Linked DNA regions of Homo sapiens: region 2 is linked to region 1. A link is a contact called in ENCODE Hi-C or POLR2A ChIA-PET data. All regions are on one chromosome and are shown on one strand. Each heading gives the region's core, a stretch centred on a gene start or an enhancer-like site at or near the end of the contact. The rest is flanking DNA. Distances are from core to core; before and after follow the strand shown.

Region 1 (7,109 bases), core at 4,091-6,590:
CCCCCAATGTACCCTAGTCCACTCACCTTGCCGAAGGTCAATTTCTGCCAGCTGCCCATGAGTGTTTCCCACAATCACTGAGCTGAGGATGAGACCAGAGGCAAGTGGGATCAGCAGTAACCTCCTGGAGCCCTTCTCAAGCCCCACCCTCCCACCCCTTCCCCTCTAAACACTCACTTGCCTCCCGGAGTGAGGGTCATGGCTGTTAGTGGGTACTCTCCATAGGTGGTCTCTAGGACTGGCCGGCGCTGGGGGGATGCTGGATCATAAACACGGACCTAGAGGAAGGCTGAAGCATCACAAAAGTATCCTCACCCTGCACCTACCCTCTGGCGTCTCTGCATCCTCACCCCCTCCCTGCACACTGCTTTCTTATTTATGATCCACTCCCAGAAACTTTCTCATCTTAGATGTATGCCTCTTCTCTGAGCATCAGGGTGTCAGGAGAGCTGCTTAGCAGCATAAATGGACAGAGCTGAGGGGAGAGGTCCCCTAGGTTGGAAGTGTGTGAGCATTCCATCCCCCCATACTCCCATCTAGGGGAAATGGAGGGACAGAAAAGCAAGTTGGTCTAGTAGTCAGTAGGTGCTAAATTTCAAGCAGGGGTTAGCCTGAATGAAGGAGGAAAGAGGATGCCCTCATATGTGTTTTGAGCAGAGGCATATGACCAAGATCAGACTTCAATGTGCAGAAGCAAAGAAAATAGGACAAATACAGTGACCCAGCCCCGCCCGTGTCTCAAGACCTCAAATGAGACAAACCATAAAGATTCCCCATTCGGGCCCTTCCTGTAAAGCTGAGGAGCTGAGGCCAGAGATGGGAGGCTCAGGCCTGGGTCCCAAAGCAAATCAGAGAGGCTGCATCAGGACCAGAACCCAGTTCTCTTAACACCCAGCCCAATGTCCTCTGACACCTGCACCCTATAATTCCCACAGTGAAGGGGATCCACTCTCCTTTCCTCTCTTCCAGGTGGGAGGAAAACAGGCATAGTTCAGGAAACTCCACCCTAGAATACAGTAGAGGAAGGTCATGGGCTCAGGGACAGGGTTGGAACAGACGGGGAAGCGCTTGCTCCTCTGAACTCAGAATGGTGAGAAGAGCAGTTGTGTCAAACCGTGGGGGCCATTTCTCCAGGAGGCTGCTTTATCCCAGGAGAAGGCAGGTGTGAGGTGACACCTTACCTGGTGGTACCCTGTGCAGGTGACAAGCTTCTGTGATCCTGGGAGAAACTGTATGTCCTGGTCCCAGATGGGAACCCGCAAGTCCAGCCAGTCATTCCGCACCTGGTGGGGTGGGCAGATGGAGGACAGGGCTATGGGGGGCTCGATGTGCCCCTGTTTTCAGCCCTCCTTCGCCCCCTAAGTCCATCTAGTCTCTAATGCATCGTCAGTGGCCTCAGCCTCCCTCGACTTCAGGAACAGCTCCTTCACACTCTTGTCACTCACGTTCTTGGCCCTGAACACAGGTTCCTCAGAGCCCTGCAGGTCCCATATCTTCAAAGCATTCTCTTTCCCACCTGTGGCAACCACATGGGGGTGTGCTGGGTCTTGGCGCATCCTACACACCCCAGGGCCCACTCTCAGTTCCAGGAGCTGTAAAGAATAGGAGATAAGAGTCCGTTCCAGAGTCCTTAATCCTCCCTTCCCCAGCGTGATCATTAGGCACCTACCCCAGCCCACCTCCCCCAACCATCAGGGCAGGGGAGCCTCACTGGGTCAGAGGATGTGTCCTTGTCCTTGTCATGCCAGACTCTGAGAATCCCAGAATCCACACATGTGATGAGGGTGCTGCAGAGAAAGGATAGAGTTGGGATTTTTTAAGTGCTTAAACTCCTTGTTCTAATCTTTCTCTCCTCCTTACTACTACAGTTGACTAATGTTTAAAGAAAAAAAAAAGTATAAAAGTATTCTCTAGGCCCCAAACTCATATCAACCAGATTCCCTACTAACAGTCCAGTTTAGAAGGAAGCCTCTAGGTCACTGGGCTCTAGGCAGGGCTTGACAGCTTCCAGCTTCCTAATCTGTTAATTCAACTTTCTCAACAGGGTGAGGGTTTACCAAGTGAGGAAATAGAAGCGCTGAGAAACTAATTTGCCACTCAGCTATGTTACAACCACAGCTAGAAATCAACTCTGTGATATTCCAGAGTGCTTTTGCTGTTCACAGCTATGTCTAGCATCTGGCTGTACTGGTCTGTCTGAATCTTGAGTTGCTTACTAGGGCTGGTCTGAATTTAGGGCTTGGTCAAAGTCAAACACCAACTTCTTGGGTTCCTTGCTCTGAGTTTCAGGCACTAAATGTCAGTCTCTTGCTTAAAATATCCCTCCCGAGAAGTCCAAGCAAGTCTCTCCCCAGGATCTGCACAGCCTGCGCCTATGTTCTTTCTCACACCTGCCAACCCTCCCTAGCTGGGTTCGGGCTCTGTATCGACTTGCCTGACCTGTGGCAAAAGTCTCCCAGTTGCTGTCTCCAATCCATCCTCCATACTCCTACAGGCTCCCAGTGCTGACTATGGTACTTCCTATTCAAAAACTGATAACTTGGCCAGGCACAGTGGCTCACGCCTATAATCCCAGCACTTTGGGAGGCCAAGGCAGGCAGATCACCTGAGGTCAGGAGTTCCAGACCAGCCTGGCCAACATATAGTGAAATCTTGTCTCTACTAAAAAATACAAAAATTAGCTGGGTGTGGTGGTACATGCCTGTAGTCCTAGCTACTTGGGAAGTTGAGGCAGGAGAATCGCCTGAACCAGGGAGGTGGAGGTTGCAGTGAGCCGAGATCATGCCACTGCACTTCAGCCTCAGTGACAGAGCAAGACTCCGTCTCTCAGAAAAACAAAAACAATAAATGAATAACTCACCAACACCAATAAAAGTGCACATCTCTCAACCTAGCACTTAAAGCCCTTTACATTTAATCCCAACCTAATATAGTGTTCATCTTGTATTAAAATGCTTCCTTGGCCGGGTGCAGTGGTTCACGCCTGTAATCCCAGCATTTTGGGAGGCTGAGGTGGGCGGATTGCCTGAGGTCAGGAGTTCCAGACTAGCCTGGCCAACATAGTGAAACCCTGTCTCTAATAAAAATACAAAAAAAACTTAGCTGGGCGTGGTGGCGGATGCCTGTAATCCCAGCTACTCAGGAGGCTGAGGCAAGAGAATCGCTTGAGCCTGGGAGGCAGAAGTTGCAGTGAGCCGAGACTGTGCCACTGCACTCCAGCCTGGGCAACAGAGTGAGACTCCGTATATAAAAAAAAAACAAAAAACAAAAAAAAAAAAACGCTTCCTTGTTATCAACTTCCAAATCAAATGCTATTTATCCTATTTATGTACCCTGTAGCATGCCTCCAGTCCTTGGCCTCTCCCAGGCAGTACCCTCTTTCTAGAATACCCTTATCCCCTTCTCCACCAGTCAAAATTCTACCCATCCCTCAAGAACCAGTTCAGACATCCAGTCCCCCCCACAGGCTTTCCAGACCTCACCTGTCAGAATTACCACCACCAAACCTATGCAGCCTGCTTCACAGCCCTCTTTCATCATCTTTGGAAGAAAGCAAGGCCAGTCATCCAACCACTTAGCACCTTCCTAATCTTTGCTTTCAGAGCTACATCACCTTGTTGGTGGTTGAGCTCAAGTTGAGCCCAGGAGTTTGAGACTGGCCTGGGCACACAGTGAGACCCCATCTCTATAAAAAACTTAAAAATTTAGCTGGGCAGGGTGACACCTGCCTGTGGTCCCAGGTACTCAGGAGGTTGAGGCGGGAGGATCGTTTGACCCCGGGAGGTTGAGGCTGTAGTGAGCCATGAATGCACCACTGCACTCAAGCCTAGGTGACACAGTGAGGCTCTGTCTCAAAAAATATAAATGAATTAATAATGAATTAATGAATGCATGCTTAAAACTTTTTTTGTTGTTTTTTTTGAGATGGAGTCTTGCTCTGTTTCACAGACTGGAGTGCACTGGTGCGATCTCTGCTCACTGCAACCTCTGCGGGACGGATTCAAGCGATTCTCCAGCCTCGGCCTCCCAAGTAGCTGGGATTACAGGCATGAGCCACCACACCCGGATAATTTTTGTATTTTTTTAGTAGAGAAGGGGTTTTACCGTGCTGGCCAGGCTGGTCTTGAACTCCTGACCTCAAGTGATCCACCTATCTCGGCCTTCCAAAGTGCTGGGATGACAGGCATGAGCCACCACACCCAGCCTTGCTTAAAACTATTAAATGACAAGCAGGCACAGTGGCTCACGCCTGTAATCCCAGCACTTTGGGAGTCCGAGGCAGGTGGATCACCTGAGGTCAGGAGTTCGAGACCAGCCTAGCCAATACGGTGAAACCCCGTCTCTACTAAAGATACAAAAATAGCCGCGCGTGGTGGCAGACGCCTGTAATCCCAGGTACTTGGGAGGCTGAGGCAGGAGTATCGCTTGAACCCGGGAGGCGGAGGTTGCAGTGAGCCGAGATCGCGCCACTGCACTCCAGCCTGGGCAACAAGAGCGAAAACTCCGTCTCCAAAAAAAAAAAAAACAAAAAACAAACACACACACACACAAAACTATTAAATGACTTGCCCATGGTTACTTAGAGGATTATAATGGAGTCAGGTGAAAAACCTTAGAGGATGAGAACTTTTTGAAGGCAGAAATTTTACCGGCAGCCCCTGTACTTCTCCCAGTGCCTGGAATTCAGTAGGTGTTCAATAAATGTGTGTTACAGGTATGAACTACATAAGGCAGAAACCCAGGTCCCTGTCACCCATTCAAAGCCGTGTCACTAAGAGTTTGCCTGTCGCCATCATTCCAGTATCCTCAGGGAGCATCAACGCTCTCCCTTCGGCCCTGAGTTTAGCGAGGGGATTGGTCTTACCCGTCGGCCTGGGCGAGGCCACGGAACATGCCCTCCCCGCCCGGGCAGTGTCTCTGACCCTGGAATATGCCATCCTCGGTGCTGAAGTGCTTCACCGTCCTGTCCGCGCAGCCCACCAGCATCTGCGGCAAAGAAGGGCAAGATGGCGAGGAGAGCGAGGCTGCTGCGCCCCAGGCCCCCAGCTCCGGCCCGACCAGGGGCCACTCACCTGGGTCTCGCCGCCGGTGCCCCAACACAGGGCGCTCACTGCCTCCTCGCGCCGCGGCTGTCCTCCGGCCGTGAAGTTCGCCGCCTGTTTTCGCTGAAGATTTACCCCTGAGAGACGAAGGCGTCAGTCACGCCAGGGGCGCGAGTGCACCCCTGCACTTCCCGACGCCCGAGCCTGCCACCCACCTTTCAAGATCCCAGTCTCGGTGCCGACCCACACATGGTTCCAGCGTGCAGCAGCAGCCGCCATGACAAAGCCTGGAGGCAGACAGTTCACACTTCCGGCGCAGCGTGTGCGTCACCAGCGGGCGTCGAGTCCGATGCAGCGCAGTGTAGTTGCTGGAAGTTTGAAGAGCCGAAACAGTAAAGCTTCCATGCTTGTTTTGCTTTACGAAAATGAAACCAGGAGGTGCTTGTTTATGTAGATCGGAAGAATACATTGATCATTTTGCACTTGGGGGTGAAAAGCACCTTTCCTGGACTGCGTGGCCGGATCAAGCCAGCCCTAGTCTGTCTCCCGGCTCCATTATGTAATATGTGTTCTGGACTGTTAGACAAGAAACAACAAACGATTTAAGAAACGATTTAAGAAACACTTTAGAAACGATTCAAATCATTAATGATGTGTGGGGCTTCGTTCTGGAATATAAGTCACGAAAGAAAGATGGGAAAAGGAAACCGACGATTTTTTTTTTCTTTTGAGAGAACTTCGCCCTTGTTGCCCAGGCTGGAGTGCAATGGCGCGATCTCCTCTCACCTCAACCTCCGCCTCCCGGGTTCAAGCGATTCTTCTGCCTCAGCCTCCCAAGTAGCTGGGATTACAGCTGGTATTACTAAACCACCGCGCCCGGCCTCGTTTACTCTTCAAGAGGCGGACAGCGAGGCGCGGTGGCTCACGCCTGTAATCCCAGCACTTTGGGAGGCCGAGGCGGGCGGATCATGAGGTCAGGAGATCGAGACCATCTTGGCTAACACGGTGAATCCCCGTCTCTACTAAACATACAAAAACAAAACTAGCCGGGCGTGGTGGCGGGCGCCTGTAGTCCCAGCTACTCCGGAGGCTGAGGCAGGAGAATGGCGTGAACCCGGGAGGAGGAGCTTGCAGTGAGCCGAGATTGCGCCACTGCACTCCAGCCTGGGCGTCAGAGACTCCGTCTCAAAAAAAAAAAACAAAAACAACTAAAAGTACTCTGTGCTATGCTACATGAGAAACGCAGAGAAAGTCATCGCTCAGTAGAAATACAGTAATAGCGCATGCGTAAATAGGAGAGGGAAGTCGCTACTTTACCTAGAGATTAACACAGAAAAGCAACAAATTACCAGTTTACAAGTAAACCCTTTATCTAACGCGAAGATTTATTTATTTTTTGAGATGGAATCTTGCTCTGTCTCTCAGGCTAGAGCGCCCGCCACCAGGCCTGATTCACTTTTCTTTTGGTTTTTTAGTGAAGACGGGATTTTTCACACCATGTTAGTCAGGCTGGAATTACCCAATCCGCCCGCCCCAACCTCCCGAAGTGCTAGGATTTCACGCTTGAAACCCCGAGCGCGACCTAGGTTTAACACATCAAACGCGAAACCAGGCCGGGCGCGGTGGCTCACGCCTGTAATCCCACCACTTTGGGAGGCCGAGGCGGGCGGATCACGAGCTCAGGAGATCGAGACCATCCTGGTTAACACGTTGTGAAACCCTGTCTCCACTAAAAATACAAAACAGGCCGGGCGCGGTGGCTCACGCCTGTATTCCCAGCACTTTGGGAGGCTGAAGCGGGCGGATCACAAGGTCAAGAGATGGAGACCACCCTGGCCAACATGGTGAAACCCCGTCTCTATTAAAAGTATAAAAATTCGCTGGGCGTGGTGGCGGGCGCCTGTAGTCCCAGCCACTCGGGAGGCTGATGCAGGAGAATCGCATGAACCCGGGAGGCGGATGTTGCAGTGAGCTGAGATCATGCCATTGCACTCTAGCCTGGGCGACAGAGCAAGACGACGTCTCAAAAAAAATAAATAAGAAATAAAAATGGAAAACATTAGCCGG
Region 2 (5,303 bases), core at 2,804-5,303, 1.4 Mb after region 1:
TTACTGCCCAAGGAGTGGTCAGGGGGGTGGAGAAGCGCTGCGGATACCCTCAGGAGGTCTGCGACAGAGGGGGCTAGCTGCGCAGCCCAGGAGTGGTAGTGGCCCCCCTGGATGACAGGCCTGGCCGTATCCTCCCCCAGAGCTGCCCCGTTCAGACCATGGATCCTGAGGTGACCTTGCTGCTGCAGTGCCCTGGCGGGGGCCTGCCCCAGGAGCAGATACAGGCCGAGCTGAGCCCCGCCCATGACCGTCGCCCACTGCCAGGTGGGGACGAGGCCATCACTGCCATCTGGGAGACCCGGCTAAAGGCCCAACCCTGGCTCTTCGACGCCCCCAAGTTCCGCCTGCACTCAGCCACCCTGGCGCCTATTGGCTCTCGGGGGCCACAGCTGCTCCTGCGCCTGGGCCTTACTTCCTACCGAGACTTCCTGGGCACCAACTGGTCCAGCTCAGCTGCCTGGCTGCGACAGCAGGGTGCCACCGACTGGGGTGACACGCAGGCCTATCTGGCGGACCCACTGGGGGTGGGCGCTGCACTAGCCACAGCCGATGACTTCCTTGTCTTCCTGCGCCGCTCCCGGCAGGTGGCTGAGGCCCCTGGGCTGGTGGACGTACCTGGTGGGCACCCTGAGCCTCAGGTGAGATTCCAGGCTGGGCACAAAGACCCAGACAGCTCAAGGGAGCTGCAGCTCTCCACCCTCCCAATCCTCCCAGCTTTGGTTTCCTCATTCCTTAAAGGGAAAATTGGCCTGGTATTTCTCTGGAAGTTTGCTCAGGGCAGTCCACCTGCCTCCCCACTGACCCCTGCCCCAGTCCTGTGAGAAACTAGAAAACACGGGAGGAAAGATTGGGCACAGGAAGAAGATGCCCTACTCCACCCCTGCCCCCTGTGTATCTCCTTTGAAGCTGGACCTCTGGTTGTCTGTCAGGGAAAGGACACCAGACTCAGGATCACTAACTCTCTTACACTGTGCCACATCAGACCCTCAAGGCCAGCAGGTATAGGCTTGCTGGTCCTGAGATGGGGCAGGGGGAAGAGGTGGGGAGCAGGGGCTGAGCCTGACCTCTCACAGGCCCTGTGCCCTGGTGGCAGCCCCCAGCACCAGGACCTCGCTGGGCAGCTGGTGGTACATGAACTCTTTTCCAGTGTCCTTCAGGAGATCTGTGATGAGGTGAGTGAGGTTGACCTGGACAGGGTGGTAGACATGAAGGGAGGGGGTAGGACTTGCCAGAATTCTACAGGTCTGGGCTGGCAGGAGGCCTGCAGGCATCTGGCCAGCAATGAGGGAAGAAGTTGGCTTTGCAGCTATACATACTTGGAGTGGAATTCTAGCCCTCAGTACCCTCTGCCTTGGATTCTTCTTCTTTTCTTTTTTCTTTCTTTTTTTTTTTTTAGACAGAGTCTCGCTCTGTTGCCCAGGCTGGAATGCAGTGGCACGATCTCTGCTCACTGCAAGCTCCACCTCCCGGGTTCACGCCATTCTCCTACCTCAGCCTCCTGAGTAGCTGGGACTACAGGCATCCGCCACCATGCCTGGCTAATTTTTTTTGTATTTTTAGTAGAGATGGGGTTTCACCTTGTTAGCCAGGATGGTCTTGATCTCCTGACCTCGTGATCTGCCTGCCTCAGCCTCCAAAAGTGCTGGGATTACAGGTGTGAGCCACTGCACCAGGCCGGATTCTTCTTCTTTTTTTTTTTTTTCTTTTTGAGACAGAGTCTTGCTCTGTTGCCCAGGCTAGTGCAGTGGTGGCATATCGGCTCACTGCAACCTTCGCCTCCTGGGTTCAAGTGATTCTCATGCCTTGCCCCGCCAAGGATTCTTCTTTTCAATGGAAACAATGATAAATATCTTGCCTACTCCCCAAGTCTGTTGAAAAAGGAGTAAGTGGCCGGGCGCCGTGGCTCATGCCTGTAATCCCAGCACTTTGGGAGGCTGAGGTGGGCAGATCACAAGGTCAGGAGATCAAGACCATCCTGGCTAACACGGTGAAACCCTGACTTTACTAAAAATACCAAAAGTTAGCCGGGCGTGGTGGCGGGCACCTGTAGTCCCAGCTACTCAGGAGGCTGAGGCAGGAGAATGGCGTGAACCCGGGAGGCGGAGGTTGCAGTGAGCCGAAATCGCGCCACTGCACTTCAGCCTGGGCGACAAAGCGAGACTCCGTCTCAAAAAAAAGAAAAAGGAGTAAGTGTGGCAGGGTGTGGTGGCTCACACCTGTAATCCCAGCACTTTGGGAGGCCAAGGCCAGCGGATCACCTGAGGTCAGGAGTTCGAGACCAGCCTGGCCAACATGGAGAAACCCCATCTCTACTAAAAATACAAAAAATTAGCCAGGCGTTGTGGCGTGCACCTGTAATCCCAGCTACTCAGGAGGCTGAGGCAGGAGAATCACTTTAACCTGGGAGGCAGAGGTTGCAGTGAGCTGAGATCGTGCCACTGTACTCCAGCCTGGGCGACAGAGCGAGACTCCATCTCAAAAAAAGAAAAAAAGAAAAAGGAGTAAGTGGGAGTCCCAGTCACTAAATTGACTTCTCTTGGGTGACCTTGGGCAACGTGTTCAATCTCTCTGGTTTTGGTGTACCTGTAAAACAAACATGCCCATCATCTGACATTCTGTAATGCTGGGTCCTTGATCTACAAGCTATAAAATGCTGTACACAGGTAACAGGCGGTTTTTCATTGAGACGGGCAGGGATGTGGGCAGTGGCATTGATAGGTGGGACCTCCCCCCACCCCACCCTCCACCGCAGGTGAACCTGCCGCTGCTCACCCTGAGCCAGCCCCTGCTGTTGGGCATCGCCCGAAATGAGACCAGTGCTGGCCGAGCCAGTGCCGAGTTCTATGTCCAGTGAGTAGGCTCGGGTACATGATCCTGGGTCTTGGGAAGGTGGGTGGTGAGGAGTGGGCTGAGGCAGCTGTGGCTCCACAGGTACCCCGCAGGGGCTGGTCACCCACTAAGCCACCCTTGTGTTCTTGTCCAGGTGCAGCCTGACTTCTGAGCAGGTGAGGAAGCACTACCTGAGTGGGGGACCCGAGGCCCACGAGTCTACAGGAATCTTCTTTGTGGAGACACAGGTGCAGAGTGACAAACCATCTTGCTTGGAGGCCAGGGCTGGGGCCTGCAGAGGCCTGGCAATGCATATCTTGTAGGGGAGGTGTTGGCTGGGTCACAATTCCCTCCAGAGTCACAAGATTTGCCCTCAGTGCAAGGGAAAGGTCCAGGGACATGTTCAGCCCCTTAACATGCCTCCCTAAGGACAGTGCAGAGGTCTCTGAGGCTCAGGAATTCTGGGCACAGCCCTGGCAGGAGAAGTGGCAAGCTTGAATGCCTGGGTCTCGTTGTCTCCCCACAGAACGTGCAGAGATTGCTCGAGACGGAGATGTGGGCTGAACTCTGCCCCTCGGCCAAAGGCGCCATCATCCTCTACAACCGGGTTCAGGGAAGTCCCACTGGAGCGGCCCTAGGGTCCCCAGCCCTACTCCCGCCGCTCTGAAAATAATAAACGACTTTATTCTTGGATTCCGTTGGCATCTGCTATTTCTGTAACAGAGAGGAGCAATGGGCCCTGAGTGTGTAAGGCAGGACAAGTGACTTGGGAAAAAAAAAAAAAAAAACCCGCCCAGCCTGTGTCCCCCTCTGCAAGCAGGGGATAAGAACTGTGCCTCCCTTTCTTTGCTGGCTCCAGAGAGGCTCCGGGGCGGAAGCAGCTCCGTAAGATATACCTCGCTGCAGAGGGGAGCAACAGCGGAACGGAGACACGGTGGCCGGGCCGAAAACGTCACAAAGCCGCAGAGAGCGGGCTCTGTCCCGCCCGCTCCCCAGGTGGGCGCCCGCGCCTGTCCAGCGAGTCCGCAGGCTGGGGGACCGGAGGCACCAAAGGCCAATAGACATGTAGGGGCGGGGTCTCCACCGATTTTTTTTTTTTTCCTGACAGGTGGACGTGGTCTTGGCATCCACGCCAATGAGAATGTGAGGGCGGGGCCTGAATAGACGCAGGAAATGGCGACGGCCGCGGGTCTGTGAGCAGCGGGGGCGGGGCCTGGTTGTGGCCCCTCCTTCTCCCGTCCCCAAGTTCCCTGGGTGGGAACGGGGTCTTGGGGTCCCTGGCTGGGTGGCCAGACCCCGAAGCCAGCGCTGGGAAGGGCTGCGGATGCCCGGGTCAGAGGAAGGGGCAGGTCCAAGGACACGCGGGTCTGGTCCTGGGCAAGAACCGCCCCCTCTCCGGGCCTGCTTCAGTCTTCCTTTGCAGAACAACGGGCCAGGCCCCTTCCCTCTGCCCCCGGGTGCTTGAAGTCTAGCCCCATCCTGGTCCAATGCGCTCTTGGTAGCCTCCTTTCCCAGCTGCCCGCCCGCCGCCATGCCGCCCTTACTGCCCCTGCGCCTGTGCCGGCTGTGGCCCCGCAACCCTCCCTCCCGGCTCCTCGGAGCGGCCGCCGGGCAGCGGTGAGTTGGGCGCGGGGGGCCGGCCCGGTTGTTCAATGGGTTTCTGTTTGCCCTACGTGCTGAGTTAGTTGTGGTCTCTACTCCGTGTCAGGAGGCTCCCAGGTTTGTCTCAGGTAACCCTCGCCTTCCCTGCTGAGGATCAGAGATAGAGAAGACCCCCAAGGTCATACACCGATTTAAGCGGCAGAGGAGGAAGTTTGAGTCCAGGTCAAACCCAACGCTCTTACCACAGCTCTAGTGGTTTCCAAGCATCGCTGTATCACTGTGCATAACCCTCTGTGGGGGGTGGGAGATGGGGAGGTGTCGGGTACAAAATCCAGATTCCTGGGCTCTGCTCTGGAGATTCTGAACTGGAGGAATCAATTGGGTGGGGGTCAGGAATCAGTTTCTTTCTCTTTTTCCTTTTTTTTTTTTTTTTTTGAGATGGAGTTTCGCTCGTTGCCCAGGCTGGAGTGCAATGGAGCAATCTCGGCTCACCACAACCTCCGCCTCCCGGGTTCAAGCGATTCTCCTGCCTCAGCCTCCCGAGTAGCTGGGATTACGGGCATGCACCACCACGCCCGGCTAATTTTGTATTTTTAGGAGAGACAGGGTTTCTCCATGTTAGTCAGGCTGGTCTTGAACTCCCGACCTCAGGTGATCCGCCCTCCTCGGCCTCCCAAAATGCTGGATTACAGGCGTGAGCCACCGCGCCTGTCCAGGAATCAGTTTTTTCCAACAAGTTTTTGGACTCCACTTTGAGAAATCCTGACCTGCACTATGCCTGAAACACTCCAAAGGGGGTGCTGATCTGGAGACAGATCTGTCCTGGGACCTGTTTCAGCCCTGTCAGCTCCTGGTGGCTGAGTTGAAGGGTG

What was found. A loop is a pair of places that touch in the nucleus more often than their neighbours do. ChIA-PET counts read pairs that join two places held with the same protein, here RNA polymerase II (POLR2A). Pooled maps may share reads with other maps.
Region 2: a loop to region 1 is called in a pooled map, with 4 times the contacts of the local background. The contact joins the promoter of DNAJC4 here to the promoter of WDR74 in region 1. A Hi-C loop is called at or near these places in 4 of 37 single-sample maps with no recorded cell type and 10 of 50 pooled maps. POLR2A ChIA-PET finds 5 or more read pairs at or near these places in 4 of 52 experiments (BJ, CD4-positive, alpha-beta memory T cell, activated naive CD8-positive, alpha-beta T cell and 1 more).

Annotation. Positions count from the first base shown.
Region 1 is chr11:62,834,250-62,841,358 of GRCh38, forward strand. It overlaps WDR74 (WD repeat domain 74), which reads right to left and starts at 5,341. Exons shown (of 11, transcript NM_001369450.1): 1 at 5,258-5,341; 2 at 5,073-5,179; 3 at 4,865-4,986; 4 at 1,712-1,787; 5 at 1,446-1,592; 6 at 1,182-1,283; 7 at 178-278; 8 at 27-82. The coding sequence starts at 5,321. RefSeq lists enhancers at 4,765-4,894, 5,005-5,124, 5,185-5,524, 5,595-5,734, 6,365-6,534 and 1 more and a silencer at 6,665-6,714.
Region 2 is chr11:64,226,495-64,231,797 of GRCh38, forward strand. It overlaps DNAJC4 (DnaJ heat shock protein family (Hsp40) member C4), which reads left to right and starts at 4,054. Exons shown (of 6, transcript NM_005528.4): 1 at 4,054-4,446. The coding sequence starts at 4,361. NUDT22 (nudix hydrolase 22) reads left to right here. Exons shown (of 6, transcript NM_032344.4): 2 at 141-638; 3 at 1,074-1,172; 4 at 2,753-2,850; 5 at 2,984-3,077; 6 at 3,356-3,522. The coding sequence starts at 159. The coding sequence ends at 3,496. It overlaps LOC124902687 (a long non-coding RNA gene), which reads right to left and starts at 4,876. Exons shown (of 2, transcript XR_007062713.1): 1 at 4,674-4,876; 2 at 2,652-3,543. RefSeq lists enhancers at 1-440, 441-958 and a silencer at 4,395-4,454.